Linked DNA regions of Homo sapiens: region 2 is linked to region 1. A link is a loop called in an ENCODE intact Hi-C map of the cell type or tissue named here. Cell type or tissue: heart right ventricle. All regions are shown on one strand. Links, peaks and the distances in the headings refer to the core of each region. The heading gives the core; the rest is flanking DNA.

Region 1 (16,487 bases), core at 4,867-12,866:
AATGAGGTTTGGGAAAGAGGAAATGAATTTAATTTTGAGCACAAACCTGGGACAAGAGGCAGCCTCATGAGGGGCACAAAGCAGCCTCTTTCTTATTACAGCTCTGCCTCTTTCAAGCTGTTCCAACTTGGACAAGATACATAAACCCCGTGTCTCAATCTCTTTGCCTGAAGTGGGGATAATAATAGCACCCTGATAATAATAATGCCCTACTTCATAGGGTATTATATAGAGGAATAAATGGGATAATTTATGCAAGGTCTTTTTACTTGGCATGTGCTCAAATGTTGGTTAATAATGATGATGATGATGATATAGAAGACACACTTCTGTGCAGTGTTTTAGTCACCACAGGCCACTAAACAACCATGTTTCATGACTATATGGTCAGTATAGGAATGAAGAATGTAAATTACCTTGCTTCCTTGTTTACGAGGGTTGTCAACTGTACTATTTAAAATATTCTAGACGTGTGTATATATGCAGATGCAACTTCATTCATTTTGAAAAGTAATTCTGCCTTTATTTTGATTAGTTTCTTTGGGTGTAACTTGTTACTTGCTTTCTGCGCCCCACCCCCACCCGCCTTCTGTTTTTGTTTTTTGAGATGGGGTCTTGTGATGTTGCCCAGGCTAATCTTGAACTCCTTGGCCCAAGTGACCCTTCCACCTTCCACCTCAGCCTCCCAAGTAGCTGAGATTACAGGTATGTGCCACCATGCCCAGCTGCATTCATTTTTATTTTATTTTAATTTATTTATTTAGAGACAGTGTCTCACTCTGTTGCACAGGCTGGAGTGCAGTGGCGTGATCTCGGCTCATTGCAACCTCCACCTCCTGGCTCAAGCGATTCTCCTGCCTCAGCCTCCCAAGTAGCTGAGATTACAGGCATGTGCCACCATGCCCAGCTGCATTCACTTTTAATTTTCTTTATTTAGAGATGGTGTGTCACTCTGTCACCCAGGCTGGAGTGCAGTGGCACGATCTCGGCTCACTGTAACCTCCACCTCCCGGCTCAAGCGATTCTCCTGCCTCAGCCTCCCAAGTAGCTGGGATTACAAGCACCAGCCACCATGCCTGGCTAATTTTTTCTATTTTTGGTAGAGACAGGGTTTCACCATGTTGGCCAGGGTGGTCTCAAACTCCTGACCTCAGGTGATCCACCCACCTTGCCCTCCCAAAGTGCTGCAATTACAGGCGTGAGCCACCATGCCCAGCCATGCATTGATTTTTAGAATTGATATTTTGTTCCTCTTTTAAGCCAGACTTTCGATTTGCTTTTACAATATCTATGCAGCTGGCCTAAAGTCCAGTGAGAATGTTATCCTCTGAGAGCACTGGAGCTGGGAAACAACTGTGTCCAATCCTGTGGCCTGGACCTACAGAAGGGTAGAAAGTGTACAGCTGCAGGAGATACTAAAATGCAACTTGCTTAAGTAGGACTTATTATCACTATACCCTCTTTCCATTAAAAGCTCCATGTCCTTCTAGGGCTGTGCTTAAAAGACTACATTTTCTCCTTGAAAATAGAGCTCCTCCACCCTGGGGTAAAGGGCAGGTATGTACACATTTCTGGAAGTGAGTTTATCCTAGTTGCTAATTAAACACAAAGTTTGACAAGGTGCTTGTCCTAAAAGAGCTCAAAGTCTGGTGGAAGACTGGCACTCAAACAATTAACAAACAATGATATAAAAAGTTTGTTTCAAGAAGAATGAGACCAAGTGCTTCACTTTAACTGGGGAGACCCATGGAACAAGGGTGGCAGCATGACAAAGCGCAATCCTCCAGAGGGAAGTGTAAACCAAAGTCCTCTGGTAAATGGGAGGTCTGTTTCCCAATTCCTATCCACTACTTTGTTATGTATTAAACTTACTCCATTTTCCAAAAAGTATATAGAATAAAGTGACTCTCAATCAGTTAGAACCCAAGGTTGTAAAAGAATGCTATTTTTCAACTCTGGATGGAAAGATCTTACTGACGAACCTCTGGGCTGTTTCCAGTTTGGGGTTATTTTGAATAACCTGCCATGAACATTCATCTACAAGTCTTTGTGAACATGTTTTTATTCATCTCAAATAAACACCTAAGAGTAGAATTTCCTGGTCAAGGACACGTGTACGTTTAGTTTAAAACTTTTATTAGCAGGTACTCAACAGAGATGAAGTGAGATTGTTTAAAAACATGTTGGCTAAAATGAAAAGATTTTTTCTTTTTGTGATCACATCAGGTATCTGCCAAGGATAGCAATTTTACTTAAATTTTTTTTAAAAAACTTTTACTATAATTTCCAAAACTGGAATCTCCTCTAAATCAAGGAGAATGTCTTAACTGACATGTGAGAGAGCTATTCATTTGTAAACTGTTGCTCTACTGGATCCACTCTGCCATGTTGTGCCATTATTAACATCCTATTTCATACCTCTTTTTAACTGAGTCCTCTGCTCTTCGACATAGAATGATTGTTTGGTTGGGGAAACTTGTCATAAAAGAAATTCAAACTATTGGCAAAATCCTAGGATGTACCCTATCAAAAGCTTTTTGTTGATCACCTCCCTCCCCTATCAAAAAACTTTTTTTCCAGGTCAAAAATAGTCCTTTCATTCTGAAGGAGAAACTTCTTTACCGGTCACCTTAGTAATATTCTAGGATTTTATCCTTCCTGCTCTTATTTCTAAGACATTTGCTTGCAACCTAAGTAGCCTGTGATGCAGGATCTCCAAAGTGTTTCTTTCCCTGTTAACTTTAATGAGTTAACTCATTAAACACTCCAACAGAGCAATGCCAAATTATCTAAACTGGTAACAGATACCGCTAATCCAAACATTAACCAACTGCCTGTAGAAATTGAGGCTATAGGCTGGGCGTGGTGGCTCATACCTGTAATCCCAGCACTTTGGGAGGCTGAGGCAGGTGGATCACGAGGTCAGGAGTTTGAGACCAGCCTGGCCAACATAGTGAAACCCCATCTCTACTAAAAATACAAAAATTAGCCGGGCATGGTGGCACGCACCTGTAGTCCCAGCTACTCGGGAGGCTGAGGAAGGAGAATCACTTGAACCTGGGAGGCGGAGGTTGTGGTGAGCCGAGATTGCACCGCTGCACTCCAGCCTGGGGGACAGAGCAAGACTCCGTCACAAAAAAAAAGAATAAAAAAAAGAAAAAACTGAGGTTATAACCCACATGTGTTAGAACAAGGACTTAGGATGCCATCCGCAGGGCACTTTTGAGACTAGACTGGCAAACCACCAAAGCTGAGATGTCAGGGCCCCTGTAGGCTTTATTTGCATATGTCTTAGTACGTTCTTAACCTTTGATTAGAGGGTGGAAAATAAAAGATTTAACTTGCCAACCAAAACTTTCAGCAACGTAGAATACTGAAGTCAGATTCTGTCTGTTGGAAAACTAGAAAGAAGACTCCTGGTTTAAACAGGGATTCTAGAAAGTCAGAAAGGAGACACTGTGCTATTAACTGAAATGGACACAGGCATGATTTCCTATGTTACAGTACCTGCCATCAGAAAATCTCAGTACCCTTTATGAGAAGGCCCTGAGAAAAAGCTTTTTTGTAATTGGAAAGAAATTATAAGATAGAAGGCAGAATTCTCCATGTTTTAGTCAAAGATTCTCCTGTGCATTTATACAAAGCTTTCACCTAAAAGTCAAGACAGCACATTCTTGTCATTGAGAATTCAGAATAGAGAGTCTGAAAGTACAAATACATTCTTATACTAACATTAGGCTCTTAGAGGACATAAATCTTTTTATAAAAAATTTATTTCTCTGTAAATACAAATTCCAACATCAACAAACAATAGTCCAGTGGAAAAATACTAGCCATTAACATTGAAAACTTTTTTCTTAATTTAATAAATAGAACTTTGGCATTCAAAATTCTAGCTGTAAACCCTATTAAAAAACAGAACAACAAGAAGAAAACCCCTTTACAAAAAAAGAGGCAAGAATGATAGATCAGAAGGCATAAGCCAACCAGTGGCTTCACATTCTTTTTTTTTTTTTTTAAACAATAACTGTATTTCAATTAAGTCATGAACACTGTATTTACACATGAGGTATTCTGGGTGGTTCAAAAACTGAACCCAGCTTACAAAACCACCAGTCATAGTGACTGATTATACACTGTGCTGTGCTTTTTAATGTAACCACCTAGCACCTTACTACTTCTTGTCATCACAACAATGCGATGTTAAGTTTTATGTTTATGTATTTAACTATTTATACATATATGTACATATACATACACACCAATGAATACAATCTAAAGGAGTTTCCAGCTCACTACACAGGGAAGGCTGGGCTCCAAAGACATCTATCTGATAATTCCCCTCATGTTTACTAAGGTATCCACCTAGTAACAAAAAACGGCTCCTTGCTTTAAAAAAAAAAATTCCTTAATCAAGTTTATATACAGAAGAACAAGGTGCAATAATCATCAACATTCTTAGAACTCATGTAAAATAGAAATAAATGCTTACTGCAGGCAAAAAGGCACAAAAGGTTCTCTCTGTGTACAGCTGCAATAGTGTTATTAGACTTGCTGATTTAAAACTATATTCTTATATTTAGCACTTTTTTAAATAAGAAAAAAAATCCAAAATCTTTCCCATACATGATTAAATATATGATATAATCATATGGCAATATGCCACCCATGGCATTTTGGGGCAAAGTTGGAAATTTTGCTCTTTATACCAAATAGGAAATTGTTCCTGTTGTTTTGTGAACATGAATTGTCAAAAATGGAAACATGGCAGTTTCAAATGATATAGTCTGAGTGAGCATGGTTATGAAAATTGCTTATTACCATAATTACATATCTACAATGATATAATTCCTACGTAAGAGAATGCCAATAATCCAAACTAAAGGTGTGCCTAAGCTGAACTATGCTGTGAAAATATAGTCCATGTTCTTAGCTACTATGTTACTTAATGAACTATTACTGATATTTAAAGAACATTTTCCCAATTAAGTAGCTCCTTTAAAAACATCCTCTAAGAAATTAATAATTCTTGCACTATGAAAGAATTACTTTATAAGCTCCTTAGTATATCAGAAATGTATGACATTCATTTTAGCAACACTTTCCAGCCCTTGAGATTGTCTCTACAACAAGCTATTGAAAGAAGTCTAATTAGGTTTAATAAACTGTCACCACCAAAATAAATTTCACTAAAATATAATACTGTTAGCATTAAATATTGAATCCTAGGTGCCACACTTCTTTTAAAATGACCTCAGGAATATCTTACCTAGCCAGTATTTGTGGTTTTTTGTTTTTGTTTAATTAGAGGCCACTGAAAATTAATAGTTCAAATTAAGCCATTTTACTTTTCTGAGCTCAAGTGAAAAGATAGCTATTGTGCCTTTGATTCAGTGAATTTTATCTGTACAGGCAATTTGGGTCTTTCATTGAGTCAACTGTTACTTTATGCTTGCTGTAATGTGATTGAGGCTGAATAAGCTCAACTTTAAAACCCAAAAGAACAAAATATTAATACTGGATAAGATACTTTCTAAGCAAACAAGTGTTGGATTCACAAAAAGCACAATTAAAACGAGGTTTCATTATCTAAGTAAATTTTCAAATAGATTCACTTTAAAATTTAGGTTAATTTTCATTTCAGGAATATATTGGTGTCATAACTTCCACGAACATCCTAGTTCAAACTGGGTGAGATGCTCTAGTGTTGCTATTTGCCCATCTTATTTGGTCTAACAGTAAAATCTGTTTTTAATGTGATACAGAAGAGGATATTCTAATACAAGAGGGTGTCCTGGGAAAGGAAAATTTTCTGAAAAATAAAAATCAAAAAGTAAATACTGACAAACTAGATAGAATACTATTAGTTTCAATTCCCCCACAAAATCCCTCCAAGTCTATCTACTGTTTATGTAGGCCCCTTTACAAACTCCAGATTTTAAGAGGATCAATCTATAATTCAGCTAACTACTTAAACTAGCACATCTTAACTCCCTTTTTTATGGGGGGAGGGTACAGATTTTGGAAACTGAAATGCATCAGCAGTAGTTTTGTTAACTTCCTACTAAGTCAGAAATTTTTTAACTTTGGAATTTTATTTTTAAGATACGTGAATTAAATTACTTTCTCTAAGTTTTAGAAAGCTAACTTACAAATAAATTATTTTATCCCCAACTAAGCCAAAAAACAAAAACGTATCTATAGTAGATTAAAACAAACTGTAACGTCTGCTTAAAAAAAAAAAAATAAATAAACCCATAAAATCCCAAAACATACACTAAAAATCTAGGAGAGATATTTAAGTAAGAACCTACTGGTCCAATTAGTGATTGTTTGCCAATTTGTTCTATTATTTTAGGAAGCCTTTATTTCTAAAATCATGGGGGAGGGTGGTTGGGATTCTATTCAAAGAGAGTGTAAAAATATTTGCTGCACTTGTGGCTGATCTATTTTAGACGTTATTATCTGTTTTACCATAAAGGACCAAGGCAGAATTCTTCGCATCACATTTTTGGTGGAAATTTACTATACCCTGATTATCGTCAAGCTACTAATGTTAAAAACCAAGTGAATATAATTAGAAAGCCAAGTTCTTACCAGTGACTAAGACCCTCCTTAGGTTAAGGACTCTGGGATGCAGGAGCACTACAATGTACTTACTGATTTCTTAGTGCCCAGATTCTCAGAAGTAAGAAGAGCAGGAAGGACTCAGACACCAAACAGAAGGAAAATCTGATTTCTTTACAGTGTATTATAACTGATTATTCAACTATAACTATAAAATAATCTATTGAGAGCTGTATAGCCAACATTTTAAACTGTGTATCTTCCTGGGTAGTCTCCTTGAAGGCCTTGTCTCACATTTTCACTTTTAAATATTTAAGAAAAATCTTTCCTAGGAGAGCCTTTATTCTAGTATATAAGAAAACAGGCATGTGCTATGCCCTTTATCTGGCAAGAAAACAGGCATGTGATATGCTCTTTATCAAATCAATATTATCCTGCTTGAGTCACACCCTCTACCCCTCCATCTCTTATTTAGTCTTGACCTAAATGAGACTTGGTTGCATCACAAGATCAAACCAACTTACAAAGGACAAGGCTTTCGCCAAAACTAAGTATATTCAAAAGAACATAATCAATGCTGAAGGCAATAAAATGTATAATCCTTCCAAAATACCAACAGAAACATGGACAACACTCATTTGGAAGTTTAAATGACTGTACGTCTACTGCAAAATCAACTGCATTTCATAGTAATACCCTGTAATTCAGATTAAGAACTAATTTCGCCAAGTTCATATCCTGTGAAAAACTGTTGTTAATGTACTTTAACAAAAGGGATTAAAATACAATCTCAATTAAAAAATGTTTATGCTACTGTTGATTCAGATATAAATAGTATTGGCTTTCTCTTACAGTAGTTTCAACTTTGAAACATACAAAACTGTTAAAATGTAAATGTTGAGATTTGGATAAGTAAGCTATTGTTCCAGGGTAACTTTGTTAATCTTCCTTTTATAATAATGATCCAATGCCTTTATTAATTATATATGGCTTTGTTTACATTTATATATGTATATATATAAAACATATAAATAAAAAATTGTAAATAGTAAGGAACATGTTAAAATTAGTTCAAGTTATGTTAACCTTTCTTGTAACACATACATTACAATGCTAAGGAAAAAGAGCATCACGTCAAAATTTCACACCTCTTGGGAAATCCACAATCACTCTGGAAAAACAGCTGACCTATCTACAGTACTAAAATCAGCTCAACCACAAACATCCTATCAGTGCAGTAAGTGTTCAAAATATAAATGGTTTTGCCTCCTGTACTACCATGACAACACTTGCCTGCTGTTTGAACTCTTGTTCAGCCAGCCACTGAAAATCCCAAAGTACAACACAAGCTTCTATATGAAAGAAATATAAGAATAAACAGCGTGTGCCTTTCTCAGAAGCTCTGCTCTGACCCTAGAAACCCTTATAAATTTGTGAATAAAGCACGTGCACACACACACAACAACACACATACATGCACACACAAACACACAAAGCTATAGGATTAAAAGGAATCCTACTCCTTCATGTGAAGGGTACTCTTCACAGCTTGGTCCTACAATCAGTAGTTTGAGAATATAGACATTTTTTTCCTTGTAGATTTTATCATATTTTCCAAAGGTAATTTGATTTTTTTTCTTTTTGCCTGATTAGATAAGCCCCTTCAAAATCTCTTCACTTCCCTTCTCCCCTTCAACAAAACAAATCCACAGAAAAAAAATCCCTAAGTGCAAGTCATGTCACTTGCAACCTTCCATTATGGCTCCATAACACAGCAGCATTTAAACAACAGGTCATTATTGCTGTGGGACTAACACTTGATCACTGAGTAATGCAGTTGTCTCCCATGTCCTGAGCATAGCGGTCTGATATTGTAGTCCTTAATTCATCAATGTCTCTTCGTAACTGGCACACATCTGACAGCTTTTTAGTGAGTGTTTCTGTGCTGTGGTCATTCTCAGTCTCTTCAGCTGAACAGTTCATTGCTGTGTAAATAAAACATAGAGAGAATATCTCACATTTTTTTGAACAAAGACATTTTAGAATTTTTCACCTTAATCATCATGGAAATACAGTGCTACACACTGAATACCAGTGAGGCTCAGGTTCAAGTTATGTTTAAATCATGCATCATTCAATATTAAACAGATCTTATCCACTTGGTCCTTTATAAATTTCACAAATTAAACTGAATTAAATGCACACAGTGATACACACAAATTCAGCATGTTTAATGGGTAACAATATTCCAAAAGTGAAAAAAAGCATACTCTAATGTCTCTCTTCAAGCTCAACTAGAGCACTCAGTTTTTCCCATTTGGCAAAATCTGAAGACCATTTGTGTAGTAAGAGGTGGTATCTTACATATTTACGACTGCAAAGTGGGTTTACTGCCATGAAAATATTAATTTTCAAATACATAGTAAGTGTCACACACACACACAGAGGGAGAGCGGGGAGGGAAAATGAGAGAGACAGAGAGGGAGAGGAAGAGGGAGAGGAAGAGTGAAAGCTGGGACCCTACAATCCCAAACAATTTAATCAGGCTGATAGCTGGTTGCCTAATGGCTGAATAACTGAGGGCCTTGAGTCAGCCAGCTTTTAGTTATTTACTTCAGTTCTTCTCTTTGTAAGCATATCTCAACATAAAATCAGGCAGAGCCAGTGATTACAAAAGAAACCTCTCCTTATACCTTCATAGTAGTTTATTGTAGGCATAAGAGTCAGTGAGTGACTGTTATTTTAACAAATGTTAACTGAACATCTGCCATGATATAGGAACTATGTTAGATGTTGAAGTCAGAAAAGGAACAGACACAGTGGCTTGTTCTCGATGCTTTACATACAATTTCATAAACAAATGAACACAGTGAGGTACTGTGGGTAACCTACCACTATATACAAGTTGCAGTGGCATAAAAAAACAAACAACTAGTCCTAACTGGAGAGGTAACAGTTGCTTGTTCACTGGGTTGGCCAAACTGCAAAATGAACAAAAGTGGAGTCAGAAAGCAAAACAGTATGATAGAATTTGAGAAACCTCAAGAAAATCAGTATCTAGCTCTAAAATGGTAGAGTACAAACTGTGACAAAGGAGAGTACCAAGAAATAAGGCTATAGAGGTAGGTAGTAGCTACCTATCTTGACCACAGAGCAGTGTAGGCATTAGGAAACCAGGTTCATAGTTTAGACAGATCTGTCTGGCAACAATGTAAAATGGATTAGGGGGAGGGGATGAGAAAGATGGTTGTCAGAGAGACCAGTATAGGTGACGGGTTATGAAAACTTAAATTAAGGCAATAGTGCAATGGAGATAGAAGGGCAGGAATGTTAGATGTAGTAAGCAGATGACAGAACTGATAGCACTCAATCATCATCAACTTGAGTGATGGGCAGGGATTGGGCACAGGCGCCAGATGAAGGAAAAAGCAGAGTGGAGAATAAATTCTGGGTTCAAGTGACAGGTGAATGGTGGTGTTACTCACTGAGAAGAGGAACCGGTTCAGGGAGGGAAGGAAAGTGTGTTCTGGTTTTGAATGTGTAGAGTCTGTGATGCATTTGAAATAGCCAGTTCTAATATACATGGGAATATAATCTGGAGCCCAGAGGAGATAAATGTCTGGGTAAAGGAGATAAATGTCTAGGTGAAAGGTATGGCAGTAACAGAAAAAACAGGAGTGGATAAGATCACTCAGATAAAGTACTGAATAAAAAGAAACAAACACAAAACCAGTAACAAAAGGCTTCTGGGGATACCAATAATTAAGTGGCAGAGAAGTCCACAGAAGACAGAGACTGAGCAGTCATAAAGGCAGAAGCAGAACCTAGAGAATGATGTCATGGAAACCAAGGTAGTGCACAGTTTTCAGAAGGACAGGGTGAGTAAATGGAGCCATGAAGTGACTGGTTTTTCACAAATCAACTGGCTGGTAAAACTTTCACAATGCCAAATATAAGGTAAGGATTCTGGGGTCAAACTTTAAAGACTAGAAGGAGTATTGGGAGGTGGGCGTGGTAAGATTCACATTAGGATAGCTCTACTACTCTATTACTGAAAAACTTAACAAATGCTACCTTATGACAGTGAAAATGTAGGAGACTCTAAAGTAATTAAAAGGGTGACCAACTCTAAAATCATGAAGAAAGTGAGTTCCCTTTGTGTGTGAGCTTTGCTTCTTGCTCCCAAGAGATATTAAAGCACTCCATGTTCACCAGGCAAACTTCTCCTCTTCCTCGTCTGAGAGCGACACTGAACACCAACTACTCTGTGGAGTCTCCACAGCCCTTCCCACGTAGATTTAGTTGTTTTTTTCCTCTTGTGCTCCCACTGTCCTTTGTCCACATCTCAACTATAGCACCTATCAGAATGCTCTAATAATTTGGTTAATGTGTGGACAAGGACTGTGTTCAGGTTATCTGCATTACCAGCACTTACTTAGTGTCTGGACCATAGAAGGCATCTGATAAATGTTTACTCCGTGAGTGAATATACTTAAACATTATGTGTTTTTTCGATATCCACATTTGTGTATGTGTACAAATGTCTATGAAATGAAAGGGACATAGTTGAGCACAGATAATGTTTCATTTAACAAGTGATATACTTTGGTCAAGAGCATTATTTGATTTGCCAAAATAACTATTATGATGCAAAATGGTGGAATCTTTTTGATGAAACTAGAAACAAAATCAGTTTGTTTGAAACAAAACCAGTATTATTAACCATAATATTAGGCAGCTACTAAATACACGTTGGCCCATAAACCTTATTATATGGTCTTACTGCATTCCTATTTCCTTCCAAGTTCATTTCTTCTCTATTATAAAGAGACTAACATCCTGATTTGGAACCACGTACAGAGATGAGCGTTTCTGCAAAAGTAGCACAGAAAGAAAGGGACACTAGGATTATTACTGTGGCAGCTCCCACAATTATGTGTGGAGGAAGACAGAATTGAGGCCAAGAGTGAATGGGTGTCACATTAAGCCAGCAGGTACGCATGACAAAGGCAACAGATTTGTAGGCTGTGAAAACTGGCTCATGTGAAATCACTGGCACTCACGTGAAGCAGCTGCCATAGAACATATACTGCACTGGAAAGCAAAAATATTTCTCAAATATTTTACCAGTGGACAATATGGTTGGGTCACTTAATCTATACAACTAACACATGAAAGCAAATAGAAGGAATCATTATTTTTGGAAGAGAAAATGGGAAGTCACACCTAACTACCACTCTATTCACATATTTACAGATTCAACATAGGAAACATCACCAGGCATTCTACCAAGTGGCAGTTAATGTCAGCTATAACCCTACTCACTTCTTGCAATGAAGTAATAACAGGTATACATAAACCCACAGACTGATTCTAAGTAGGAAAAGAGATTACAAAAATAAACAGAGAAAAGGCAGTCGGAAGTTCCTGATTCATGAAGATAGGTTTCTAATTGCCACAAAATAAGGACAAGTCATCAGACACTTACATCTTATTCCCAGTAATAATGAAAGATTAGGCTCCTTGCCCTGAGCACGCTGATTAAGAATACTACACAATGCTTTCAAGTCAAACAAACAACAGGACATTTCCTTGAACAGCTGATCAATCACAGTCAAATCAAATAGTGGCCGTTTGGAAAGAACTGTCTGCTGCCTAGATTGGTCAGGTTCCTGGCCCTGATCCAATAAAGAGCATGTCTCATCTGTTTGTCTTTGGTTCTGCAAGGATAAAGAAAACAAACATCAGATTGTTAGAACAGAGGAAAGGTACTCAAAGCCATACAGGTTAACATTCTCCCCCAAGTCTATAAACAAAACGATGGAGTCATATTATATGCACATTAACCAAATTCAACTACATATATGCAGTGGGAAAAAAAACACATAGAAAAATAACAATTTAAATAGTGGAAATTGTTTCTCTGTGCCATCTGATGCTTTAGCGTATATCCAAGGGAGGAAACATAAATCCAGTCTCAGTTTCTAGGAGTCTCTCACGTAATAAGCATGTTGGTTGTGTATGTATTTTTCTTTTTTGGGCCTCAATCTGTCACCCAGGCTGGAGTACAGTGGCGCAATCATGACTCACTACTGCAGCCTTGACCTCCTCGGGCTCTGGTGATCCTCCCACCTCAGCCTCCTGAATATCTGGGACCACAGGTAAACACCATGATGCCTGGCTAATTTTTGCATTTTTTGTAGAGAGAGGGTTTTGTCACATTGCCTAAGCTGGTCTCAAACTCCTGGGGTGAAGTGATCTGCCCACCTCAGGTTCCCAAAACAAAGTATTAGGATTACAGGTGTGAGCCACCATACCCAGCCTGTATTTTTCTATAATGAGATTTATTCCAAGGATAAAAAGAACTAAAAAGTAACTTTGAACCTCACTCTGTGGTTTTTATTGTTAGTAGCAATAGTGGTTTAATTACTTTGAAACTACTTTTTGCATATTGGTGGGGGGAAGCATCTATGTTAATGTTGATAGGAACCACAAACTTCGGTGCGAGAGACAAAGAAATAACAAGTATAAAATCAAAGAAGAAGAAAAAAAGAAAAAACCAACAACTCTGAATTGCTGATCCCCAAAACTGCTACCTTCTTATCTTGAAAACTGCTAATTAAAGGTAACTTTAATTAGCTTTCCAATTGGAACTGTATTTCAGAATAACTCAATAGCCTGGGGTGATTGGAAAAAAACTTTTTTATAGATGAATGCCAGCTAATAAATATAATAAATATATACTGTACTATAATTATGTGAAACTGTATTCTAAAACACAAAATAAATAAAGGTTTGTCTTTTTATAATAATTTTGGTAAGAAACAATGGAATTAATTAACAGGCATATCAAAATCATGTCTTTAATCTGAAAATGCTCTATTAATATCTATAAAATAAGCATTTTATAGTGAATCATCCTTTCAAAGCAAAATTGAATTTCTTCTACTCACTTCAAGCAATGCTTTTGTTAATCTCTGTACATTTCTTTCTTTCTTTTCCAGCTCTTCCATCATCTTTTGAGTGGTCAGTTTCTCTTTAGAAAGCTTTCCTTGCATAGACTAGAATTTTTAAAAAAATTGGAAAGCAAAACAGGTTAACATGTAAAGAAAAATCTCAAACAGAAAGAAGTAGGAATGTTGGCTCTGAATACTTTAAATCTTCTTTCCTCCCCATCCCCTTGGAAGATGAAGCCTTCACTTTTAAACTAATCCCTATCAGTTAGAGAGTGGCTGAATCCAAATAAAAAAGAAAAAGAAATGCTGGTTTCCCAGAATACATTTGGATTTTTTTAAATTACAGTTTTTACCAAGGAAGTTTTTAATTTGTATAAAACATGTCAAATCTGAAGTTCCTACTTAATATGGTATTACAAACAGTTCTTATTTCATTAACTTTTTATATGTAGAGAGTGTATTAGCAACAAATCTATATTTTTGTTTTACATTTTGCTTACAGTTAATGAGATGCAAGATAATAAGATCATGATATCATCCCTATTTTCTATCATTTGAAACATAGCTCCCGTCTTTCATTGTATAGTAATCCAAGCAGTGAATATACTGTGAACTCTGGGTCAAAGGTCTATTATGGGAATTTGATAAGCTAATCTCCTTCTTACTCCTTATAAAATTGCAAATTACCTAGACATGACACTATTGTGAGTACGCCAAAGCAGCATAAAGGACATTTTGAGTCTTTGGTTAGTCTTTTCACCAATATATTAAAAGAAAAAATTGCCATACACCCTGTAGTTATTAGTGAATTCTAAGTGTTTCTATCAACTATTTTCCTTTTATTAGACCACAAAATCAATAAACATATGACCAGAAGAGAGGTTATCATTTTATTTCAGGTCTGTATTTAGTCTCAATTCTGACAATACTTCAGTTTGCTGACCACCTAAATAGCACACAATCTACTATAAAGATATTTTCCTCACATTATCTTTGGATGGAGTAAAAAAAGATAGCTATCACCATGGGTTGAAATAAGACTCCATAAATATAAAGCAGTTTTATCAGTAACAGATACTCAAACTTGTTGCTTTTAAATTTCATTTGTCTGCTAAACTCTGAAAAAAATATTACATTTAGTAACTCAGAAGTTGGACAGAAATGAATCAAACTCTATAACAAGTGTTTCTCCTTCTAGGGAAAAGTTGTTTTATATTCCACAAAAATGAAAAAAAAAAAAGCACCAAGTCAACAAGGGGCTCTCTGAATACGTGTATTATTGAAAACTGAAATTTCCTTTGTAACTTCATTAGATTGACTCAAATCTTATTTGATTAAATGAACATGGAGAGTTATTTACCTAGCTGAAGATCTATCCTTTCTGGCCTAACAAGATTATTTGGCTGGAATCCAGAATTCAACCTAAATTTTCTCAAGATTTGTGACGGTTTATTAGAATTACAGAAGAAGGGCATCATAGACACACTACTCAAACTCACATTCTAACAAAAAAAAAACTAAACTCGAGGGGTGTTTTCACAATATAATTATTATATATAACAGAATAATTATAATAATGATACATTGTAACAGAATACAGTCCTTTAAAAGATAAGAGTTTTATATTTTTACCAATTCAGAGTCATGTTGAATGTGACTAATAATTAGCTAATAAATCCAACTAATATGTCCCTATGTAAGACTGATTTTAATCAGTGCAGAAACAGGCAATCTTCTCCATCAGAAAAACTGAAAATGTCTGGCAGTATTGCCATTTATCACAAAAAGGAAAATCAGATTTCTCATATGTTGCTTGAGTTGAAGGGCAGTTATCAAGAAGCACTTTAATAGGTAAAAGACATTGCAGATAGGCTTATCCTGAAAGGACCAAGTGCTGTACAAATTGGTCTAGGATAATACTAGGTATGAGTGCTATAGTTGTCTGACAGTAACATTTCACCTAAAACATTAATTACTTCTCTATCCTAAATTGTATTAAGATATGTTTAAAAGATAACAAGAAAAATTCTATCAAGAATACTGTGCGTTATTTTATAAATACTTTTTGCAGAGCATTTTTTTGAAATCTCTTAAGCTCTTAAAATATACTTGCTCAAACTGGTAGTACTTTACAATGCATAAATGAAATATCTCATATTTTCTGAAACGAGTGTTTGGCCTTGTGAATTTTACAATAACTATTTATCATTCACTAGACATGTAGGGGATTAATAAAATTAAAAATTAATTTGCAAACACCTACAACAGCTCTCAAATTCTCAGTTTAATCATGACATTTAAAAATTCTGCCAAGGTACTAACCTACAAGGTCTTTATAATGATCATGTTTGAAGTTGAACAGTGGAAATAAGCACATTTGTTGTTTTAACGTAAGTATCCAGAAATGCCCCATTTACAAATAGCTTGAATGAGGGAAAACCAGGTGTGCCTTAGTCCAGATTCTATATAATCCCCAAACCCAATTTAAAAGGAACTATTTTGAAAGAAAATTTATGTTAACATTTTTACTGCATATATACACACATAAACATGCATACCATATAAGAAATTCACAGGGACATTCCTTCATGCAAAAATCATTGCCAAACACTGTTCTGTTCATTGAGTGATACATCAGTGAACAAACAGTCAAAACTCTTGGCCTTTGTGGAACTTTACTAGGAGAAAAAAGACCAAAAGAAATAAAATAAATATGCAAGTTACACAGTATCATGTATTAGAATTTGACTAGTGCTGTGGAGAACAGAGCACAGTAAGGGTCAGGAGACTGAAATCTCAGGTAAGCAAGGGCCTGAAGGAAGTGAGAGATTGTGTCCCAGAGATATCCAGAGTTCCTATCAGTACAAAGGTTCTGGGACAGATGGTGTCTTCTGTGTTTGAGAAAAAGCAAGAGAGCCAGGATGGCTGAGAATAGTAGGAGAAAGAGTCAGAGAAGGAAGACAG
Region 2 (16,487 bases), core at 3,383-11,382, 72 kb before region 1:
AAGAATAAATAAAGAACTATTATAACTCAATGATAGAAAAGACAACCCAATTTAAAAATGACAAAAGATTTGAAAAGGAATTTCTCCAAAGAAGTGTATAAATGGCCAATAAGAACAAAGAAAAAAGCTCATCATTGGTCATCAGAGATACACAATTCAAAACCACAATGAGATACTACTTTACACCCATTGAGAAGGCTAGAATAAAAAAGACAATAATAAGTGTTGAGAAATTGGAACCCTTATACAACACAGGTGGGAATGTAAAATGGTACAGCTGCTTTGGAAAGCAGTTTGACAGTTCCTCAAAAAAGTTAAACATAGAGTTACCACATGACTCAGCAATTTCACTCTTAGATATATACCCAAGAGAAATAAAAACATATAGCCACACAAAAATGTATACACAAATGTTCACACCTGAATTATTCATAACAGCCAAAATGTGGAAACAAACCAAATACCAAATGACCATCAACTGGTCAATGAACAGATAAGCAAAATGTGATATATCCATACAACGGACTATTATTTAGCCATAAAAAAGAATGAAGTAGGGAGACAGGCTATGGCATGAACCTTGAAAACATTATGCTAAGTGAAAGAAGCCAGACACAAAAGGTTACATATTGTATTACTCCATTTATATAAAATGTCCAGAATATACAAATTCATAGAAACAAAAAATGGGTTAGTGGCTTAGAAGGTTTTGGGGGACAGAGAAACAGGGAGTGACTGATAATAGACATAGTGTTTCTTTTTGTAGTGATGAAAAGTTTCTGCAATTAATAGTGATGGTTGAACAACATTGTGAATACACTAAAAAACACTGAATTGTGTAACTTAAAAACGTGACTTCTATATGTAAATTTAAATAATAAAGCTATCCATTAAAAATAATACCTACCTGTGCTAAGACTGCAATTTGATACTATTTCGCCTTTCTTTCATAGTAATAGGATTATAGTTGAGACCTAGCTGTCCAGTGAGGAACTACATTTCCTATGTTTCATTGCACAAATTGGGGTGGCCATGAGGTAAGTTCTCGCTAATGAAACGTGGGAATGGTAACAGCTAAAGCAAGCTTGGGAGCCATATCTTGCAGAAAACAGGGCCACTGCCAGCCCAAGGGTATAGATGACATCACACAGCAGAGCTGCCATCAAAACTCACCTCAAGGCTGTTGGTGGAGAAACACACTTCTGGATTCTTAAGCCACTCTATTTTGGATTCCATTTGTTACAGAAGCTAGTGTTACTCCATCCATGCAGAAGTATGTAAATGAAATAGGTGCTATCTTAACAAAAATCTAATATGCATGCCATTGGCTTAACAGTCAGGCAGTGAGTGGTGAAGAAATAAACATTATAGGCTGGGAAGTTGGAGACATTTCTATACCACACAAAACATTTGTCTGCAGTAACATGCAGTAGTCCCCCCTTTCCCAAGGAGGATATATTACAAGACGTCCAGCGTATGCCTGAAATCTTGGATAGCACCGAACCCTATATATACTATTAAAAACTATATTTTTTCAATCTGATAACCAAAGTGGCTACTAAGTGAATAATGGATAGATTATTTATACAGCTGGACAAAGGGATGATTCACATCCTGGGCAGGACGGAGTGGGATGGTGAGAGACTTCATCACCCTACTCAGAATGGCATGTAATTTAAAACTCACGCATGAATTATTTATTTCTGGAATTTTCCATTTAATATTTTAGAGTCACATTTGACCTCCAGTAACTGAAACCACAGAACGTGAAACCACAGATAAGGGGACTACTGTACCTACTGAGCCGGTAGCTCTGAGGTAACTGCTTGAACAGAACTGCACATTTGTGTGTATTGCCTGCTCCTTGCTGTTTTTAGCATGACTTTATAAAAAAAGAGAACACAATATAAAAAAAATGGCTGGAAGGAAATAGAACCAAAACACAACAAAAAAACGGAAGGAAATAGAAAAAGTACAGAAATCTATAATTTCATATTCATTCATTTGTTCATTCATTCAACAAATATGTTCCAAGCACTTGGACTACACCAGTGAACAAAATATACAGTAAAGCTTATGAAATTTCAATTGGAAAGACATAATACAAACAAAACATATAATAAATAAATTATCTATGTTACAAATATGTCATGGAAAACAAAATTATGGAGGACAGTGAGCACAAGAGTGGGGGACAGTTTGTGATTTTGAGTAGGATGGTCCTGGTTAGCCCTATTGAGAGGGCAATAATTTGAGCAAAGACTTGCAGATGAGGGAGTTCAATGAATAGGTGCCTAGAGAAATTGTGTTCTAGGCAGAAGAATAAGATGGTCAAGAGCCTGAGATGGATGTGACTAGTGTTTTCAAGGAACACCAAGGAAGCCTGTGTGGCTGGAGTTGTGTTAGCAAGGGGAGTTAGCAAGTAAGTGACAAGTCACAGAGGAAAATGGGGCTGTCCATATGACTTTAGCTTTTACTCTAGTGAAAAGGGGAGCCTTCCAGGGTGTTGAGCAGAGGAGCAACATTTCAAAAGGCTCACTCTTGCTCTGGGAGGGAAATGCAGAAACACATGTCTAAGTCAAGAGGTGCTAACAGTAACCCGGGCCAGGGATGAAGGTTGCTCAGACCAGGGTGATAGCATGGGAGGCCAAGAGAAAAGATGGACTCAGGTTAACTTTTGAAAAGATGTTTTTGCTGAAAGACTGGAGGTGGGTTGTGAAAGAAAGTGAGGAATAAATGACTCCAGAGTTATTAGAAGAATAAAGTTAAATGATGCAAATAAAATATAAACACTAAGACCAAAGCCAAATGGATGTCAAATTGTCAAGTTATACAAGAGGGTATTTCATAAAGTGTGTCAGAAATATGGTTTAGGCTTAAGGCAAAAATGATCTGCCTAGTACCCCACAAATATCACAACTCCCACAACTGAATTAAACTGGTCCTCTGGAAGCTGAAGAATTTAGGGAGGGGACGGCTGATTAGCACATAGACATTGGAAGAGCAACGGGAGTCTAGCACATCTGAGAATAAGTTGTCCAGCAAAGCAGAAGAGAGTCAGGGCCCATGAATCTCTCAGTGCAGCCCTCTCCCCACAGCAACACACTGGATAGGATGCTCTCAGCAATCTCCCAGTGGTCATCCTCCTCCCTCAGGAAAGAATAAGAACACAGTGGGAAAAGAGACTAGCAGCTTTTCCCTGGAAACACAAAGAATGAGGAATAAAAAATGTTCTCCATAACAATCAGGATTATTGAACTGTACAAATAGAAATATATTTACTTTTAGAATAGAATAATTCTTCAGGACATGTCTTTAAAATCTTATTTTAGAGGGCATATATAAAAGAATTAGTTCATTCTTATGTTTACAATATTCTTCATCGCTTAGCCAATGAATTTCTCTGAGAGGCAATAGTGTTATGAAAACAGCCTAACTTTGGGGGGCCAGTTATAATCTTGACCCCTCCACCTACTAGCTGTGTAGGTAAGTTACTTAACAGCTTTCAGCTTCAATTTCCTGGCTATAAGAGAGGAGCAATGGTACTGGATGAATGAGATGCATATGGAAGGTAAATATTATAGTGTCCCCCTCATAAACTGCACCAACAAAGGTTAGTTTCTCCTTAATACAAGAGGCTCAGTTGTGATGTGGAATGCCAGCTTTCTGATATACTTGGAATAGAGCTGTTCTTCCTGAAACACTGGCTCTCATATATGACATGCAGCTTGCCCAAGTTGAAAGGGGACATTTTACTTTCCATTCAAACTCCCTCGGCCTCATTTTGGGGCAGCTTCTGAAAGCTTGTTGACCCCAAGTGCCACACTTCTGATAAGAACTGATAAGAGAATTCGATACAATGATGAAAAGGATCATCTCATGAAAGAAACTTTTCTTGTGATGTCTTCAGCCCTAGCTCAAAGTCTTGTGGTTGCCAGCAGATCAAAAAAAGCCTGGGGTTAAAATAAAACCTCCATGGAGGTTTGTTTGTGGAAGCTGACTTGCTGGAAGACTACATTACTCAATGATTTTACAGTCTATTCTTATTGATGATATTTCAATTATATGCAGTTGATTACAAATTTTTCTAACACCATAGTACTGGTTCAGAGCTCTTACTAATTATGAGAGATGCTGTGGAAAATTATGATAAGGGAATTTCAAATGCTTTAATTAAAATTATTCACAGAATTGACATTTATGACTAATTTGGTTCTTCTTTTATGCTATAAGTTAATCCATATTTTGTGTCGTATATGAAAGGAAATTAGGAGAATATCAGGAGCAAACTACTACCAGCAGCAATAGCAGTTGTCTATTTATAAAATAGTCTCTAGTGTTCAAAGAAAAAAAATCTATATAGAAAGATTTATTTTAAAATGGTCTGAACATATTACTAGATGAGAGTCAATTGCTTCATAGCATTCTTTGGCATTCTTCAGCATTTTCCCACAGCAATTTATGCCTTTGTGTAATATGATATAATAGAAAGAAGTAGACTTTGGGAGTTTAAAAGTTCTTGGTTTTGGCCAGGCGCGGTGGCTCATGCCTGTAATCTCAGAACTTCGGGAGGCCGAGGCGGGTGGATCACGAGGTCAAGAGATTGAGACCATCCTGGCCAACATAGTGAAATCCCGTCTCTACTAAAAACACAAAAATTAGCTGGGTGTGGTGGCACGCCCCTGTAGTCCCAGCTACTCAGGAGGCTGAGGCAGGAGAATCGCTTGAACCCAGGAGGTGGAGGTTGCAGTGAGCCAAGATCATGCCACTGCACTCCAGCCTGGTGACAGAGTGAGACTCCATCTAAAAAACAAAACAAAACAAAACAAAACAAAAAACAGTTCTTGGTTTTATCTTGGGTCAGCTGGTTATTTGATATCGAGCCAAAAAACCCCAGTTTTCTCAAATGTAATATAGGGATAACTCATAAGATTGTTCTACAGATCTAACAAGTAAATCGTAGAAAACATCTAGTGTTGGGACTAGTATCTAGCAGGCACTCGATAAATGGTAACTATTATTTACATGGATAGCTATCATAATTCTTTTGATTCTATTTCTGAAGGAGAATGCTATATGAAATCCGAGTCCAAAAAATATATATGCTGGAGAGAGATATTCATAGCTATAAAGTAAAACAGAAGAAAATGGAATCTCATTTTTTAAGCTACCTATTATTTTTGCATGATTATTATGTGGCAGACAATATGCTGAGACATTTACATGAGTTGTCTTATATAACACTCACAATAACTTTTTTTTTTTTTTTTGAGATGGAGTTTCACTCTGTTGCCCAGGCTGGAGTGCAATGGTGCGATCTCGACTCACTTCAAACTCCACCTCCCGAGTTCAAATGATTCTCCTTCCTCAGCCTCCTGAGTAACTGGCATTACAGGCACCCGCCACCTCATCCAGCTGATTTTTGTATTTTTAGTAGAGACAGGGTTTCACCATGATGACCAGGCTGGTCTCGAACTCCTGACCTCAGGAGATCCACCCACTTCAGCCTCCCAAAGTGCTGGGATTACAGGCATGAGCCACCACGCCTGACCCACAATAACTTTTTTTCTTTTTTAAAAGTGAGATGGAATTCCCACACTATAAATTTACCAGTTTAAATAGTACAATTCAGTGGGTTTTAGTATATTCACAAGATGGTGCAACCATCATCAATATCTAATCCCAGAACATTTCCTTACCACAGAAACTCTACACCCATTAGCAGTCATTGTCCCACTCCACAGCTCCTGGAAACCACTGTCTTAGTCCATTAGTGCTGCTATAACAAATACCAGAAGACTGGATATTTATAAATAATAGAAATTTTATTTCTTACAATTCTGGAGGCTGGGAAGTTCAAGATCAAGGTACTAGCTTTAGATGTCTGGTGAGGGCCTTTTTGCTACATCCTCACATGGCAGAAGGGAGGTACGAACAAAAAAGGGACTAAGAGGTCAGGCGCAGTGGCTCACACCTGTAATCCCAGTACGTTGGGAGGCTGAGGTGGGCAGATCACTTGAGGTCAGGAGTTCAAGACCAGCCTGGCCAACATGGTGAAACCCTGTCTCTACTAAAAATACAAAAATTAGCTGGGCATGGTGGCAGGCATCTGGAATCCCAGCTACTCAGGAGGCTAATGCAGGAGAATTGCTTGAACCCAGGAAATGGAGGTTGCTGTGAGATGAGATTGTGCCACTGTGCTCCAGCCTGGGCAACAGAGCAAGACTCTGTCTCAAAAAAAAAAAGAAAAAAGAAAAAGAAAAAGGGACTTAGCTTGTTCCCCTCAACCCCTTTATAAGGCACTAATCCATTTGGGAGGGCAAAGCCCTCATAACCACTTTCCAAAAGGCCCAACCTCTTAATACCATCACAATGAGGATTAAGTTTCAACATGAATTTTGGAGGGAACACATTCAAACCATAGCAACTAATAATCTACATTCTGTCTCTATGGATTTGCTTGTTCTTGATATTTTATGTAAATCAAATCATACAATATGCAGCCTTTTGTCCCTGGCTTCTTTAACTTAGCATAATATTTTCAAAGTTTATCCATGTGGTAGCAGCTGTCAGTACTTCATTTTCATGTCTGAATAATATTCTCTTGTGTGGATATAACACATTTCGTTTATCCATTCATCAATTAATGGCACAATAACATTTTACAGCTGAGAATATTGAAACCTAGAAAGTTTAAGAAAACTTGCCAAAGATCACACAATTAATCAGTACCAGGGCAAGGATTTTAACCATAGCTTTTTTAAAATGCAAAGTTCATATTCTTAATCATTTTTCCTTATTATATCTAATTTTAAAAATAGATTGGTATATAATGAGAAATAAAAGAAATACATCTCCATGCCTTTGGCTTATTTTTCTATAGGATTTTTTATGTCTTTCTTAAGGATTTAGAGGTGTTCTTAATGTAGATATTACTTTGATACTAATATTTTGTTGGTAGTGTGTATTGTAAATATTTTCTTTCATTCTGTAACTTTTTTCACATCTTGAATATGTATTTTGATGAATAAAATTTCTCAACTTTAATATAATCAAATTTATCATGGTCTTATAGATATAGTTTCTGTGTCTTGTTAAGGAACTCTTCTGCTACACTAAGGTCTAAAACATATTTACTTATATATTCTAACATGAGTATAAAGTTTCATTCTTTATATTGAAGTTCTCAATTGACCTGAAGCTGATTTTGTATATGAAATGTGGAAAGGTTCTAATTTTATCTCTTTCCAAATATTATTCCACCCATGCATTTCATAAAAGAGGAAATACACATGGCCAAAAAAGATTTGAAATAATATTGAACTTCATTAGCAATGGAGTAAACACAATACAAAAACACAGTTAATAGCATATTATATTCTTTTAAATGGCAAAAAAATTTGAAGTTTACAATATCAAGTATTTAGAGAATGTGGTTCCACAGGATCTCTTACATTGCTGATGGGAATGCAAAATGTTAAAACCATGAGAAAAGCAATTTGATATTTGTCTTGGTCCATTCGGGCTGCTAAGATAAAATACCATAACTTGGGTGGTTTATAAACAACAGAAATTTTTTCTCACAGTTCTGGAGGCTGGGAAGTCCAAGATCAAGGCATTGGCGGATGTGGTGTCTGGTAAGGGCTTGCTTTTCAGGTCCTAGATGGCACCTTCTTGCTGTGTTCTTACATGGTGAAGGGGATAGCTAACTCTCTGGGTCTCTTTATAAAAACATTAATCCAATCGTGAGGGCTCCACCCTCATGACCTAATCACCTGCTAAAGGTAACACTTTCCAACAGTATCACCATGGGGGTTAGGATTTCAACATATGAATTTTGAGGGAACACAAACATTCAGACAATGGCAGTATTATAAAGTTGAACATTCACACCCCCTGTGAGCAACAATTCCACAGAAACAATACACATAGCACCATTGTTCATATTAACAAAACATGTAGAAAACCCAAGAGCTCATGTCAGGAGACTGGTGAATAAACAGTATTATATTCACATAAAGTTTCATAGAGTGGTTAAAATAAATGACCTTCAATAACAGACAATAATATGAAAGCATCTTAGCTATATATTATTAAGTGAATAAAACTAATTCCTAGAAGATAACATACAATTTGATATTCATTTTTGTAACCTTAAAAATAATTTTAATAAAAAGAAAAAAAAGAGAATGATGAACACCTCTTCAGGATGGAGGTTACCTTAAGTGAGGGGAAGCAACAGGTTACCATGGAAGGGGACCAAAAAGGCATATGTAGGCTAGCTTTTTTTTCTGAGTAGCAGGTTCATGAATGCTGATGACATTATTAAAGGTAACTAACCAACAAACAAAGATATAAAAGAGGCCATATATGGAGTAATATTATGAGTAACCTTTTTTTTAGAGATAGAATTTCATTCTGTCACCCAGGCTGGAGTGGAGTGGTGTGACCATAGCTCACTGCAGCCTCAAACTTTTGTACTTAAACCATCCTCCTGCCTCAGCCTCCCAAGTAGCTGGGACTACAGATGTGCACTACCATGCCTGGCTAATTTTTCAATTTTTTTTGTAGAGATGGGGTCTCACTATGTTGCCTAGGATGGTCTTGAACTACTAGCCTTAACCAATCCTCTTGCCTCAATCTCCCAAATTATTGGGATTATAGGCATGAGTCACTGCACCTGGCCTGTTATGAGTATCTTGAAGCAGAAATTTGATTACTCTAATTCTGAGTAGCTGTGGTGTAATACAAAATAAAAACAAAGAAAAATAGCTAATAAACAGCCATGTTTAAAAGGGCATGAATTTGATAAAACAGATTCTTTGCTAGGACCATTCCAAACAATAATGGTCAGATAAATCTAAAATTATAGTAGAATTATATATAAAAATGCAGGTTTTCATCTGAAAGTCCAGTAGCAGATTGATGAATTTTCATAAGAGAAGAATGAAAGTGACATGATGAAAATATTAGCTTTAGCTTGTTTGTTTGTGGAAACTCCATTCCAACTACCTCATATAGCACTTGGCAGACTTTAAGCAAGGATTCAGAGAACAAGTGGCAAAAGCAAAAGTGCACAGGTCAGAGGGCCGTCCTGAACATGTTAGCAGAAGAATGTTTCACAGCAGAATACATTATCATAGGCATTGTTATAAATTGAATTGGGCCCACCCTCTCCCAAGTTCACATACTGAAGTGCCACTGTAACTGTATTTGGAGATAGGATCTTTATATAGAAAGGTAATTAAGGTTAAATGAGGTCATAAGTGTGAGTTCTAGTACTTTAGAATTGGTGTCCTTATGAAAAGAGAGATACCAGAACTTGCGTTTGCTCCCTCTCTCTCTCTCTCTCTTTTCACCGCAGAGGAAAGGCCATATGAGAATACAGTAAGAAGGTGGCTGTCTGCAAACCAAGAAGAGAGCGCTCACCAGGAAACTAATCAGCCAGCATCTTGACCTGGAATTTGTACCTTCCAGAACTCTGAGAAAATAAATTTCTGTTGTTTAAACTACCTCATCATATTAACTACCTCATCATATAAACTACCTCATATTTTGTTATGGCAGCCCATGCTGATGAATACAGACACCCTGGTTAGAAGTTGGACTGTTGGAATATTCAGAGACATTAGTCCAACTCCTACACACACAAATTGTCTGACTAGGAGTTTTTTTTTTCAATTACCTACATCCAATCACAGTCTTTTTCTGGGCTGATAAGGTGCTAAGCGCTATACAGAACAGAAATGCGTTTGAGCTGAGTTCACAGGACTCACAAGAACACAAAGGGCTGTTCTTGGCCTGAGAACACCTGAGTATGACCTCTCAGATGCATCTATAGTCCCTTTCACTTCAGCTTACTGTCAAACCAACAATTTTATGTTTAGTATTCTCTTACTTTTCTTTATGGTTTTACCACATGTATATGTATTCCTGAACAAATATTTTTAATTGATTTTTTCAATCTAGACCAATTTTTTTTGTTTTATTGTCTCACTCCCCCTGCCAGATATAAGCTCTCAGAGGGCAGAGATTTTTGCATGTTTTGTTTGCTGCTATATTCCTGGTGCCTAAAACAGCACCTGGCACATGTCAGGTGCTTATATATATTTGTTGAGTAAATGAATTAACTGATATAAGTGAGTGGAAGTAGTTCCTGAGGCCTTCCTCTTTTCTCACAGATGTCCACCTAAAGATTTGTGTAAAGTTAGTATCTGTGGGAAAAAATTATCTATGTTACAAAAGCCTAGCCTTTTATGCTGTCAGTACTCAAGGATTCATCCTATTAACGCATGAAAAATTCTTGCTCAATTGTACATATGCACTTTTGCTTCCTATTTATTGCTGTGTCACCAAGCTTGCAGCAGGCCTGGCTACAGTCAAACCATCAATCCCACAGTGATATTACACAGCGTTTTACTGTCATACCTTATTGTGTCAAAGTTCATCCATTCTACACTTCTACATCTACATCCCATCATCATATTTTTCCTAAGACAGAGTACCATATTCTTATACAAATGGCCTTCTGACATTCGTGGGTTCATTGCCTAATTCCTGGGACATAGCAGTCCTGTGGCCTCCAGTAAGAGACCTTCCCAGACTAGCCTCCATAAGCTAATCTGAGCAAGAAATGAGGAGAAAGAAGGCAACAAGCTCATCTGACCATTGGTCTTTCTGACCTGTGAAAATGGAAATCCAGATGACAGAGATGAATTCAGAGATGAATTCAGGGGTTCATCTTGGGTCACCTCCCTGTTCTCTCTCTTCCATAGCTCCACGCCTCCCTATTTCCTGCACTCTGGTTAGATCTTCATTCTTGCCCTTGGATTCAGAGTATGAAGCTCCTTCCTCAAATGTCAGACCCTACATTCTTTCTTCACATAGTCCCACCTCTTCCTTTGCTTTGCCCTGGTTGCACCCTTTTGAAGCCCAGAGACCACTAAATCCAGGTCAGCAGATTATAAAGTCCTGCTTAAAGTTGGCAAGAAGCATCATTTCCTCAACCTCACAGGGCTTCCAGAACTGACAGCTGCAGACTTCAGTGAACCTTTGCTCAATATTTCCTTGCACAGAGCTGAGAAATAGTAACTTCCATCCAGAAACATTCTTCTGAATAAAGATGCACTGGGAGGTTTAAGGATAAATTTTTGGTCTCAGAGCAGTCATCTTTTCCTTTTCACAATATTCTAATTTCCTGCAGATTTCTCATAGCCCAGAATAAAGACACTGGGATTTTTTAATACATATTGAGAGAATTTCAGAGACAAGGAGCATTTATAACACATACTCTTGAAGTAGATGAGTTCATTTGAACACATCAAGCTAATTGCCCTATTGTGAGGAGGGTGGTAGCTTGTTTCACGGGGTTGCCATTGTTACCCATTCCTAAGAGGGCAACTGCACTTAAAAAGGATTTTCTAATTCCTGAGCCACCTCTTTGTTTCCTCCTGTCTTGGATGAAGTCACTAAGCTATCTTTATAACTTCATATCATTTTCCAAGCAACACACTGAGAAGCTATAAACAGAACATTGGGGAAAGCCAAACCCACACAACTTGTAGGAAAATTGGATTAAACATTGGTCTGTAATCAAAAGTGATCCTGGTGAAAATTAATTAAAGAGAAATATTTCTGTTGCCTGTGGCGTTATTCTGCTGTGCAGAGAACAACTGTTCCAGATAATAGCATTTGACTCCCAAAGTGAGAGTGGGATTTATAATTTTTCTCTCTTAAGAAATTACTAGTCATGGACAAGAAGAAACCCCCTGCCTTCTAGTGTGCCTATAAAAATAATTTGGTGCAACTTGCAATTTGCATAGATCCAACCTTGGACCTTGGACATTAAATCCAAGGTCTAAGATGAGAATTCTCTTCTTGACCAGAGTGATCGCTCATCCTTGCTTGTTTCCCTGCACACCCTTCATCCCCTGACATACTAATAAAAAATAATTCATCTGACAATACAAGCTCTTCTTTCTTTGAGTTCTTTCAGTTTTTCTCTGAGTAATTTCAGCCTATCCACTTGGGTCACGAAAATTTGCAGAATATGTTATCTTAGAGGTAGATCAAAACACAAAATGAAAATTTTCTGATCCCTTTCTGGCCTCTTCCCTCAAAAAGAAATAGGAGCTAGTGGTTAGCAAGTCTTTGAACTTTTCCATGTTCTTTCCTTGAATTTTGAAGAGTAGTTCCGCAGTAAGTTGCTTTTATTTTTGTTTTATCAATGTATCTATATTGAGTTCTTGGTTTTAACTAGTGATGTTACTTTATCACGTTTCAGTCCCTCTAAGGCTATATTTTATTCATTTAATGTGATGTAGTTTGTATTTGACCTATTTTCTGTGGGGATATGTTTTGTATATTTTCAGAGTTTATCTAAAAAATGACAATTAAATCTTGAACAAGTTCTTCTATTTCAGTGTAGCTAAATTTACTGGTAGCCAGAGGAAGAGTTGTTAAGAGTTAAGAAAACATATATTTACTTTCCACTTAAAAATAGAAAAGAGAGAAATGCACTTTGCCCTATCAAAAATATAACTTGGATAATCAAAAATTTCATGAGGACCTCTCGAGTCCAGACCGGTAAATGTGTAAACTATCCAAGGTAGGAAGAATTTGAAATTAATTGAGGCAATGAGAGCTGGGATATTAAAACCATTATTTAAAAAGTATATGATATAAACTTGCAATTAAATACACTGTATGGAAAACAAATGTAATAAAAACTCATCCCTTCCTCATAATTTTACTGCATTTTACTATTACCTGTGTTCTAGGGGTCATTTATAGGCATTGTATCTGGGATGGAATATAATGCTGTGCTGCTTGCTACACATTAAATCTTCCGAGCTCCATGTGCAGTCATGTGAGGTTGGCAGCTTGGAGCAGCCATATAGGAGTATTTATACCATGGAATTTGCCACATGGTACAAATCAGGGCTTTTTTTCTCCAGCCTTTCAGTTGTTTCTAACATTTCCCAGCACCCTAGTACCTAACAGAATAAGAATCTTGCTATTTCCAGGTGTAAATAGATTGGAAAGACCTATTTTAGAGAGCGATTTCCCTGGATACTTTTTGGTTTTTGCTTCCCATCACCCTTTCCCTCCTCATCTTGTATGATCATCCCTTTCTCTGTGGAATTTCCTCTTTCTCATTTCATGTAGTTGGGCCAAAGGGTGGGAGTCCACAGACCCCAGCCTTTCCTTGCCTCGGGTGGGCCCATGAGTTGAGTCTAACCAGTCGTAGTACTTCATAGCATTGGCCATGTCCCTGGCCACTGGGTCAGGCATGAACATCTGAACCAAACTGGGACAGAGTCCTCCTTAAAATGTCATGAATGGATGCTGGCTGGGATAAGGAGTTGCAAACATAGGCTTGAGGTTACCATTGGCCATCTCTCCAACACATGATAATACATGAAGGGAAGCAGGACACTAATGACATTACACAATTTAAAACTTGCTTGAAGCCAGATGCTCTTTGGACTTCCCAGTTACCTAAGCCAATATATTCCCTTTTTCACATGGCCAATAAGCATTTTATCTTGGGTAATTCTGGTAAACACCATATAATGTGACATATTCATGTGGGAAGCATTGTCGATTCTTCTTATGTTACAGTGACAGAGATGCCTGGAAGGGGGTTGAAATTTGGTTTATATTGTTACCAGATCTGTGGACTAACAAGGTGCTCTTTAAAAGAGTTCTTATTGCACTTATCAACCAGAATTCTATGTAATTTATAAGATTGTATGTAAAAGACTAAATATTGTATTAACTTGGCACTTTGAAGTTTGTGAAAGGTAAGGACAATACAACACCAATCACTATATCCCCAGGAATTATCTCAGCATCATATGGAATATAGTAAGAAATTGCTCAGGGAATCTTTGTTGATAGAAGAGCTGTCTCCTGAAAACTGTGCATTCATCTGTACCATGACGATGATTCAGCAGTTTTATGCAATATCCCACGGCTTGCTTTGTGTGAAAGGCATATGGACAACACTGTTTGATGTGTGGCAGAGTAAGCAGATTCAATAAATAAAGACTTTCTATCAGTATGCTGTTTGACCTTGAGAACTGAACTTGTTTCTGTATAAACCAGATTTCCCATTTCTAAGACTCTGGGCTCAAAGGAACCAAGCAAGAGAAATACCCTATCCTGCTTTATAATAAGCTAAAATAAATTAATCCATTGGCTATTTGCAAAGGAATTTAACAGCTAAAACTGAGCTTCTGAGGTTTTAAGAATATTTTTCTAATATAGCTCATCCACTTACAACACCCAACAAGAAAACTTTTGTGAAAACAAGAGCTTTGTCCTCATTTCAGTTGATATCTGTTGGGAGAATACTTGCTTCTCCTTCTACATTTCGATAGGGACAGAGCAGTATTGGGGTGAATACTTCTAGATCTTCTCACTGTCCCTTTATGGATTCTTCCTTATTAGAATAAAAAGAAATCTGTCTGGGAAAAGAAGAATAAGCTGACACACATTGACCATGCTGCCAGGAGAGGCTGAGGCACAGCATCAAAAGCCCAGCAGCATTCCAGCCTCTCTGTTCCGCCACACACTGACTATTGAACAATCAAAATCCTCTGTATGGTTGGCTGAGTAAAATGTGTGCTCTGCAGAAACAGCCCTCCCTACACGTGAGGAACAGGGCCTAGAAGAAGAAGAAAATAAGAGGCCTCGTGCCAACTAAGCCTGAGCTCAACCATCTAATATTTGTTAGGGGTTACCAAGTCAACAAGACTGAAACTCTACTGCAAGGTGCATTTTACTTCATTTTGCTGTGTTCAATTGATTAAGGACCTAGAAATAATGTTACTTCTAAGTAATTAGTACCCTAGGTACCAACATAGGACATTTTGATGAGAAAGTAGCATTTGGATGGCAAAGAACCCCATGGGGAGCCTAGTGTTTTGGAGTGCTTCTTGTGGCTGGTGCTCTCAGGAGTTTGAGTGGTAACTGGCATGATACCACAAGCTTAAATGTTTAAGTATTAATTACAGTGTTGCCTAGTAACTTAAGGCACAGGGCCCAGTCTGCATTTAGAAAGAAATGGCTTCATTTTTGGATTAGTAGGTTTTTCTAGAAACTGAAGTTGAATGAGAAGAAATGTCCTTGAGTGTAGAGAAATTCACTCCTGTATTTGAGAGAGGGTCTTTCTGGGAGTTTATACTAGAGTGGTGGCTTTACTTCTTTAGGGACCATAGGGCAGAAAGTCCCTACTGCATGTTGATAAGGTTGGTCTCAGGGCCATCAGAACCTTAGAAGATAGGCATAAATGGGAAGAAAAATTCTCAAAAAAATTGTTTAAAAAAATTACTTAACCAGACTACAGCTATAAAACATGGGCAGGAGATAATCAAAGTAATGGTATTGTAGTTGTTGTGGCTGCCATTCAGGACTTTGCATTTCTATGCTAAGCTCAAATTCTGTTCAAATTTACCTTCTTTGGACTATAACCAGTTAGAATGAAGATATAATTTCAAGGGAGTAGGCCAAAATGGCTTGAACATAGGCATCAAGAATCATCTCTACCATGTTGTTTCAATTTGATTCTGAATTAATTACCTATGCTTTGAACATGATTGTAACCTTGCCTAGTCAGGAATAAATATATTTTATTATAATGTAGACAAAGAATGGATCTTTCATGTTACAGGGTATATACCAACTATTTGAGTTGTAGTGAAAAATACCAGTGGAGTTATTATATTCCAAAGAAGACATTTTGAAAGCCTGTGTTAGACAATCTATAGAAAATTATTTTTTTCAGACTCAAGGAGAAAGACCACTGCAAAAAGCAAGTTTGAATCTTAAACAGAATCAGACAGAAAAAAATGAGAAGAAAATTACAATTTCCTTCAGTAAAAAGTTGAAGTTTCAGTGGCCCAGGTAGAAAGATAGGATAGAAAAAAAAAGGGGGTAAACCCTTTCCTAGATGTTCCTAGAAAGAAAACTGGGAAAGAGAAGGGCATTTTAGTTGACACTAGATTAAGATTACAGTATTTTCACACTCTGCCCATTTACAGAGTTCTATCTGCATAACTCCTCCCCAGACCTCCTCATCACCAGTCTTTCAGTCCTACTGCTTCTAATTTCCTGACAATACAGACAAATAATTAGCAACCAACATAAATCAGTATAGAACGGAACTTCTGGTCATTTCCCCTTCTAGCTAAAATGAAGAACGAGGTGCATGCACTGATGCAAATTCTGCTCACTGGGATGATTTTCTCCTACTGTCCTTCAGGGTTATCCCATGGCGGGTCTGTAGTGCTACAGTCATCACTTTGGGTATAGCCAGAATATTGTGCAGAATCATCTATAAATAATTCTCAGATGTTTTTGTCCTCCATTCTGGTCATAGGAAACCCCCTATGAGGCCACGGATGAAGACTGAGAGAGAGAGAGAAAGCTATGTAGCAGAAGTAGAGACCACAGGCATTTGGGTTAGTTACTCATGCCCAGTT

The links. Peaks named below come from ENCODE experiments on the same cell type or tissue, not always from the same donor. Only the 100,000 strongest peaks of a DNase experiment are listed, where the experiment ranks them.
Region 2: it touches region 1 in a loop (2.1-fold over the local background); 5 of 110 quality-filtered maps call a loop at or near these places.

Annotation. Positions count from the first base shown.
Region 1 is chr6:118,457,017-118,473,503 of GRCh38, forward strand. It overlaps CEP85L (centrosomal protein 85L), which reads right to left. Exons shown (of 13, transcript NM_001042475.3): 11 at 13,521-13,628; 12 at 12,056-12,287; 13 at 3,756-8,552. The coding sequence ends at 8,389. It overlaps LOC105377971 (a long non-coding RNA gene), which reads left to right and starts at 10,443. Exons shown (of 5, transcript XR_001743824.3): 1 at 10,443-10,524. In heart right ventricle, for the core only: no CTCF peak of the experiment used is centred there; no DNase peak of the experiment used is centred there; H3K27ac peaks cover 4,005 bases.
Region 2 is chr6:118,386,834-118,403,320 of GRCh38, forward strand. No RefSeq gene overlaps it. Among named protein-coding and RNA genes, the nearest start is that of PLN, 150 kb to the right of the region's middle. In heart right ventricle, for the core only: no CTCF peak of the experiment used is centred there; no DNase peak of the experiment used is centred there; H3K27ac peaks cover 812 bases.